Linked DNA regions of Homo sapiens: region 2 is linked to region 1. Evidence: chromatin loops called from intact Hi-C (ENCODE). Cell type or tissue: Calu3. All regions are shown on one strand. Links, peaks and the distances in the headings refer to the core of each region. The heading gives the core; the rest is flanking DNA.

Evidence for each region. Peaks named below come from ENCODE experiments on the same cell type or tissue, not always from the same donor. Only the 100,000 strongest peaks of a DNase experiment are listed, where the experiment ranks them.
Region 2: it touches region 1 in a loop (3-fold over the local background); 1 of 110 quality-filtered maps calls a loop at or near these places.

Annotation. Positions count from the first base shown.
Region 1 is chr7:36,792,371-36,796,770 of GRCh38, reverse strand. No RefSeq gene overlaps it. Among named protein-coding and RNA genes, the nearest start is that of AOAH, 70 kb to the right of the region's middle. In Calu3, for the core only: no CTCF peak of the experiment used is centred there; a DNase peak (open chromatin) is centred at 1,820.
Region 2 is chr7:36,706,692-36,711,091 of GRCh38, reverse strand. All of the region lies in intron 1 of AOAH (acyloxyacyl hydrolase), which reads left to right. Among named protein-coding and RNA genes, the nearest start is that of AOAH, 16 kb to the left of the region's middle. In Calu3, for the core only: no CTCF peak of the experiment used is centred there; a DNase peak (open chromatin) is centred at 2,151.

The DNA of each region.
Region 1 (4,400 bases), core at 115-4,114:
TTCTTATTAAGGGATATTAATAACACTTCTAATATTAAACACTGAAATGAATGTGAGTGAAATGTACATCTAAGAAAGGTTCATAAAAACAAGTAGATAATTATTTACCCACATATTCCAGTTCCGGGTCTCAGGTGGCTGGAGCCTCTCCTGGCAGCTCAGGGCACCAGACAGGAACCCGCCCCGGACAGGGCGCCATCCCCATTGCAGGGTGCACTCACACGCATCCACACTCCATCAGACTGGGACAAAAGAGACACGTCAAAGTACTTGACGTGCACATCTTTGGGATGCGGGAGGAAACCTGAGGCCCTGGAGAAAATCCACGCAGGCATGGGGAGAATGTGCCAACTCCACATATACAGTGGCCCTGGCCAAGAATCAGATTTTGTTCTCATCAATGTTATAACAAAATAACATTGAACAAAACAATTTTATTTGAGGACCTCTTGTACACTGAGGAGCAAAACCAGATTTGCTCCTGGAGCTTAGGGTTCAGCAAGATCCCGCTTGTGAGAATGGGGATACCTTGCAGGGCTATTATGAGATTTCAAATGGGATTAACTTCTGCAAAGCATGAATGTGAACTACAGCAGGGGCTTGTCAATTGTTCTTTCTCTTCAACCTCCACCTCCACCTCCCTCATTGCCTCCTTTCCTTGCTCTTTTCATCCACTCTATTGCTCAGTAACTCCTCCAAATGAGCCAAGACAGAAGATGGGAAAAGACAGCAAGACCAAATTAACAAAGCTTTCTATGGCTAAGAAGACAAAAGTACTGTGACACTGGGAGCTGAACAGTCTACTAAAAACTCAGCTAAGGAGTATCTGCAGAGTCTACCTGGACTTAAACACCCCTGCCCATCTGTAAAGTCACGTCCAAAGGTTGACACATGATGTGTTTTTGTCTGGTTAAAAGTTAGCTTATCTGTAAAGCCACGAGCTAAAAAATAACCAAGTCATCCAAATGTTTGGGCAAACTCTAATGAGAATGGAGCCTTCCAGAGAGCTGTGTTTGTCTTTGTTTTCTCCTGGTGTTTGACTTTGACACCGACTTCTAATCTCAGATGTCATATTAAGAAGAATACACACCAGGTTTATTTCAAATGCATGATAGGTGAGCTGACTAATGAAACTTGGCTTATTTCCCTGTACAGATAGTTCTTTTCCTGCTGAGCAATAATAACAATATGTAATGTGGTTTATTGTTATTCAACGTACTCAGCACCTCTCACTCAAATAAAGGCAGGCTTCAAGGGCATTCATCTTTATGACAACCATGAAACATATCATATGTAAGATCCTGAGCTGTCTCAAAAGACCAAGCTGAACAACTTCTCCAGTAAAATGATCATAGGAGAAAAATCATTGAGAAATGAAGGGAGACTTTTCACCTGTTGAGCTACAGGCTGCTATGATGAGTTGCGTAGCCGATGACACCCTGCAAAATCACAGCCATAGTCATTTTAGAATTTGGAGTGAGAAGGGGAGTGGTGATATAGTTCATGTTTTGCCATTGCAGAGAGGGTTCCAGGGCATCTCCGGGGCTGCAGGCTTGGCCCCTCGGGGAGTCAGCAGTCTCTTGCTGGATAGCCCACCCTCCTGTCCCATACCCAGAGATAATGATTTTATAAGTCTGAAACTTGAAGACCTGAGCATCAAACTTTTTAAACTCTCTGGGTGATCAGATGTACAGTCAGGGCTGAGAATCAGAGCTCCAGATCTCACTTTCTAAATGGGAAACACACCTGGGCAGGACACAGGCCTGGAGCTGCCGGATGTGGGAGGCCAGGCATTGGTAACCTGCCAGCTCTCCCACATGGTGGGGAAGGAGGACTGGCCTGAGCCATTGTTACTCCCACGGCAGGTGGGTCTACACACAGCTGTCCACATTCTAGGGAGGATTCTCCACCAGATGGCGGGACCTCCAGACAGAAGCCAGTTGAAAAGAAAGTCTGTTTTCTCCTAATAATAGACCTTCTGTTCTCTGACATGAGGCAGTGTTAATCAACCCCTCAAAAGATTCTTCCTGCCTCTCCCATCATAAAACCTATGTTCATTGTGTGCTTGGGCCAAATATCATTCAACTTTAAGCTGGAAATGATGATCTCTCTGGTGGTTTTCAAAGCTGTTTGTTTGTTTGTTTGTTTGTTTGTTTTTTGTTTTCCCACAACTCCCCCAATGCCCAAACCAAAGCCTGTGTGAAATTCTGATCTCCATAAAAGGCAAACGCAGAGGTGCTGGGGTGACATTGGCAAGCAGGAGCCCAAGGACTCTCTTTGGACCTGGCCCCACAATGACAGCCCCTGAGGAATCCCCTGAGAAACATAGACTGAAAACCATAGATCTGGTCCCATCGTCTTCCAGGCTCTGAGAAGCTGCCTTGTCCAGGGGCATCTGCTAGTAAACAGATTCACCTGATCTAAACCCAGGTTCCCAGCCTCAAAAGCAGTTCTTGCTTAGCCAAAGGTCTCAGCTACACTGGTGAAGATGGGCTTCTCTGGAGTCTCCAGGAGACATCCAGAATGGAAGGAAAAGGGCCTAGAGGCCTTGTCCTCAGGACTCTCAGAATGCTGACCTGTCCCCACTCTGTCCCTGGCCACTTGTCCCAGCCAACATTATAAAGTGGTACAGGGTACAGGAGGCCGGGCTTGGTGGCTGACGTCTGTAATCCCAGCACATTGGGAGACCAGGCTGGTGGATCACCTGAGGTCGGGAGTTCGAGACCAGCCTGGCCAACATGGTGAAACCCTGTCTCTACTAAAAATACAAAAATTAGCTGGGCATGGTGGTGGGCATCTGTAATACCAGCCACTTGGGAGGCTGAGGCAGGAGAATCACTTGAATCCGGGAAGCAGAGGTTGCAGTGAGCTGAGATCATGCCATTGTACTCCAGCCAGGGCAACAGAGCAAGATTCCATCTCAAATAAAAATAAAAAATAAAAATAAAACAAAACAAACACACAAAAAACAGTATAGGATTGGCCAGGATGTTTCAAAGGGGAGGGAAGGGATGGGACCAAGCTCCCTAACTCACCTAGGCTTGTGCAGCTTCTCTGTGACAGAGCGGGGGTATCTTCAACAGTTGACACCCACCTCCTTTTCCTGAATCCCCCTAGTCAGTATGGCCACCTTCATGTCTTCCCTGGGACCCACTGCCCTCTCCTGCGAGACTCAGATTGCTTCTTATAGGGTATTTCTTTGAACTCCCAACTGACCTCCCCAACTACCTTAAATGGCAATAATATTATTATTCCTAGAACTACTACTACTGTAGCTGCTGCTTTGACCACTGCCTTTATCCTGTGCAAAGCACTGTGCCAAGGCACCACATGCTTAGTTTACATGGTTCTCACCACCATCCTGGGTAACTGGGACCATTACTGGCTTCCTTGCCAAAGAAGGGACAGGTTTAGTGCTGGTATACATTTCCTATCACTGTTGTAACAAATTACCTCTGACATAATGTCTTAAGACACAAATTCATTCATTTATAATTCTGGAGGTCAAAAGTCTGCAATGGAATTTACCAGACTAAAATCAAGATGTTGACAGGGCTGCATCCCTTTCTGGAGGCTCTCTGGGGAGACTCTGTGTCTGTATCATTTCCAGCTTTCTAGAGGCGGCCCACATTGCTTGGCCTGTGACCCGTTCCATCTTCAAACCAGAAATGGTGGGTTGAGTCCTCACATCGCATCACTCTAATCCTCAATTCTGTCTCCATCTCTCACTTATAAGGAAATTTGAGATGACTTTGGGCCCACCTAGATAACCTGGGATATGCCCCCTACCTTAAGGTCAGCCGATTAGCAACCTTAATTTGATCTGCAATCAAAATTTCTCTCTGATATGTATGCAACATATTCACAGGTTCCAAGAATTAGAACATGGACATCTTTGATGGGACGGGGCATTATTCTGCCTTGCTATAGAGATATTATGCAATTTGGAGCTAATAAATGGAGTTTGCTGGATTTGAATCTTGGTCTCTTTGATTCCAAATCCTCTTCCATGAACTCCAATGCACATTGCTACCAGTAAAATTCTACCAACAACATCCCTTCCTAAGACCGTCTTCTGTGGCAGGCACGATCTTGGACACTGGTGGTTCATATATGAATAAGAATTAACCACAGCCCCAGACGAGCTCACAAGCTTGTGGGGGAGAGGCACTTGCAAATGTCAATAAATAACTATAATGGTAAGTGAGAAAGAAGTGTATGCAAACGCTGTGGGTGCACAGAGGAGTGAGTGTCTAATTCCACAGGACTGGGAGGCAGTGTGGGATGGGGTTGGAGAGGATATTTGAAGTAGATCTGAAGGATAATTAATTCACTAGGCAAGGGAGGCGGTGAAGGATGCTCCATGCCTAGAGAATGCTGAGAGAGGCTAAGCCATGTAA
Region 2 (4,400 bases), core at 167-4,166, 86 kb after region 1:
CTTGTGGAAGCAATAGTAAGGCATGGGGTTAAGACCTGCAGAGTGTGGGGCTCTCAGATTTGAATCCTGGTTCTGCCACTCTGTACAAATGTGACTTTGGGGGCATAGCTTCACCCTCGGCACCACTTCACTCCCCTCATCTGCAAAATGAGAATTACACAGGGTGATGCGAACAGCCTGTCACTTAGAACTGTGCTTGGTACATAGCAAGGACACAAAAGGGTTGTGATTATCTATTCTTTTGGAAATCAAGAAAGAAATGCATAGAAACTGTGCTCCAGAAGTTGTGAAATTAAACCTATTGTAAGGCAAAAAGTCCTGAGTAACTGAATAATTTCATGGCAACCTGTATCTTAAGTAAATAGAAATTCTCAAATCTTGGGTGTTTCAAAGGAAGATTAATTTATAAAGGAAGATTGCACAGTGTATTAGCTTTCTATTGCTCCGTGATAAATTGCCACACACTTATCAGCTTAAATCAACACAAATTTATTACCTCACAGTTTCTGCACATCAGAAGCCTGGACATAACATAATTGAGTTCCCTGCTCAGAGTTTTACAAGGCTGAAGTCAAAATGTTGGCCAGGGCTTCAGTCTGATTTGAGACTGTGGTCCTCTTGCAAGTTCACTGGTTGTTGGCAGAATACGGTTCCTTGCAGTTGCCGGACTGAACTCCCATTTGCTTCCCAGCCATCAGTTAGGGATCACTCTCAATTACTAGAGTCTGCCCCTCTTCCTAGGGAGTGAGTAGCATAGCTATTTCTTTCTTTCAAAACAAGCTAGAGAAAACTCTACATTTAAAGGGTTCCCTGAATATGCCTGGCCCATCTAGGAAAATCTTGATTACCCCAAAATAAACTGATTGGAGTCCTTAATTACATATGCAGAATCCTTTTGTCATTGCCATGTAACAGAATATAACCGTGGAAGTGATATCCAGTCATTTTCACAGGTTCTGCCCTTATTCAGAATAGGGAATTAAGTAAGATGTGTTCATCAGGAGGCAGAAATATTATAATTCTACCTACCACACATAGAAATGCTTTTAAAAGACCAAAAAGAGCCTTCAAACTTAACACCCAGATAATATCACAAGAGAGAATTTATGTGACTTAGTTCCAAAGTGATTCACCAAATAGACATGAATACATAATAGAAATCAATAGATGAAGATTAAGTTGCAGACTGAACAAGTTTTTTGGGCTTTGGGGGTTTTTGGTGGTTTGGGTTTGTTTATGGTTTTTCGTTTTTTATATGCAAGCTTTTTCTCATGGATTTCACACTCTGGAAATTTGGAAAGAAAACATAATCACTCCAATGTCATACCTTTTTGCATATAAAACAGTTGTTTTTCAATGTTAGGAAAATCCTTGCCTGAATGTTGCTTTGGAAAAAAAAAATCTGTCTTTTAAAATGACCCTTGCAATTTAACAAAATGCAGATGTAATTAGAGAAGGCTAACTTGCCCTTTGGAACCTAAAACCCCTAGGCTCCTTCAGATAAAAATAAGTACAAAAGAGAATTCTGATGATGATCGCATGAAGGTGTTAGAAATTCCTCTGTGCAAAAGACTAAGTATAAAACTGGAAAAATTATCACAAGCATTTCAGGGCGCAGGAAATCATCAGTGGCATACAATGAATTGAGAAATATTTATTTTTGAAAAACTGCATGAACTTCAGTAAAAGCAACTATACTGTGGCCTCCTTGCCTGAGGCTGCTCTGTCTACACTGCCCTCAGCTTGGTTAGTGAGAACAGTAGTTTTATCACTGTGGAACTGGCTGCAAAAACCAGCTGGTTTACTGCTATTGGGACAGATGATTTCACCGAGGTGTAAAGATCCATGGCTCTCCTGGCCAAAAGTGATGGAGGCCGTTGGGAATTAACAAGCAGAACCTACAGCTTTGCTAGCTCAAGGTTTGATCCCTGATGAAGCAACGGTGATCAGCCATAAGTTTAGCAGGGAGATCCTGGAAATAATCTGGAGAAGAGCATCATGGAAGGGCTGAGATAAGCTCTCTACATATCCCTAGTTGATTGGGAAACCATGCATGTGTCGGGGGAGACCTAAAAGAGCTCAGCAGAAAGTGAAAGAAAGCCCAGGGGAACTTGAGAACTGGCTGCCACTTAGAATATATTCCCTAGCTCACACGTGGATCGATCAACAGATGGTGACTCTTTCACTTGAACAGTTAGAGGCCATTGTAGGGTTACCACACCTTACAAGCTTGAAGTGTTTCAGCAAAAGTTGCTCGATGACTCTAAGCTATGTAGACACAGGAGTGATCCTTAGAAAGCCAGGCTAATAAATGAGCAGAGATGTAAAAAACTCTACATTCCGGGGTAAACAGATCCACAGTTGAAGCCCAGAAAGTTACTAGAAAAGAAGAGACAACAACTCTTAGAAAAATAAGACAAAATCCAAAGTTGCTAAATGCATTATTTATAACTTCCAGTTTTCAACAACAAAAAAAATTAGTAGACATGTAAAGAAACAGAAAATCGAGATCCATACTTATGAAAAAAGCAGTCAATAGAAAGGGACTCTGAGTGAATTAAAGACTTCAAAGTGCTGTTATGGGGATATCCACAGAATTAAAGACCACCATAGCGAAAGAATTAAAGGAAAATATTGTGACAGTGTTCAATGTTCAGCAAATAGAAAAAATTTCAATAGAGATATAAAATTATAATAAAGATCCAAATGGAAATACTAGACTTAAAAATCAATAATTGAAATTTAAATTGTAATAGATGAGCTCAACAGAAGATTTCAGTTCAAAGAAGAAAGAATCAGTGAACCTAAAAACACATCAATACATATTATCCCAACCAAAGAATAGAGAAAATAAAGCTTGAAGAAAAATGAGCAGAGCCTCAGAAACATGTAGTATACTATCCAGTATCTCAACATTTATAAAACGGGAGTTCCGGGAGAGGAGGAGCAAAAAGTCTTTGAAAATGTAATGATTAACAGCTTTTTAAAAATGAAGAAAAGGCCAGGTGCAGTGGCTCACACCTGTAATCCCAACATTTTGAGAGGCCAAGGTGGAAGGATCACTTGAGTCCCAGAGTTCAAGACAAGCCTGGGCAACGTAACAAGACTCCATCTTTACAAAAAATAAAAAATTAGCCCAGCGTGGTGATATGTAACCAGCTACTCCAGAGGCTGAGGTGGGAGGATCTCTTGAGCCTGGGAAACAGAAAAAGACCCTGTCTGTTTAAAAGAAAAAGAAAAGAAAAGAAAAGAAAAGAAAAACATTAGCCTACAGATCCAAGAATCTCAAGAAACTCCAAATAAACAAAGAGAAGTAAATCTTGATACCTTATAGTCAAACTCAAACTTCTGAAAACCAAATACAACATAAAAATCTTGAAAGCACAAACAGAAAAATGACTTATCACTTACTGGAAAACAGTAATATGACTAATCGCTGAACTTTCATCAGAACTTTTTAGGCCAGAAGGTAGTAAAATGACACGCAGCACTTCTTTTTATTGTGCTTCATTTTATTGCACTTTGCAGATATTGCATTTTTTACAAATTGGAGGTTTATGGCAACCCTATGCCAAACAAGTCTATTGGCACCGTTTTTCCAACAGCATGTGCTCACTTCATGTCTCTGTGTCACATTTTGGTAATTCTCAGGATATTTCAAACTTTTTCATTATTATATCTGTAGTGTGGCTCTGTGTTCAGTGATCTTTGATGTTACTATTGTAATTGTTTCGGGGTGCCATGAACCACACCCATATAAGACAGCAACCTTAATTGATAAATGTGTGTGTTCTGACTGTTCCACCAACTAGCTATTTCCCCATCTCTCCCCCTCTCCATTGCCCTCCCTATTCCCTGAGACAAAACAATATTAACATTAGGCCAATTAGCAACCCTACAATGGCCTCTAACTGCCCAAGTGAAAGAAAGAGTCACACAAAACTCACTTTAAATCAAAAGCCAGAAATTATTATGCTTAGTGAGGAGGCATGTCTAAAGCCAAGATATGCCAAACAGTTAGCCAAGTGGTGAATGCCAAAAAAAAAAAAGAAAAGAGAAAGTTATTGAAAAAAAATTAAAGCACTATTCCACTAAACACACCAATAATAAGAAAGTGAAACAGCCTTATCATTGATGTGGAGAAAACTTTTCATGGTCTAGATAGAATATCAAACCACCCATGCTATTCCCCTAAGCCAAAGCCTAATCCTAGCTCTCTTCAATTCTATGAAGGCTAGGAGAGGTGAGGAAGCTGGAAAAAAAGTATAAAACTATCAGAGGTTGGTTTATGAGGTTTAAGGAAAGAAGCTATCTCCATAACATAAAAGTGCAAGGTGAAGGAACACATGCTGATGTAGAAGCTACAGCAAGTTATCCAGAAAATCTAGCTAAGATCATTG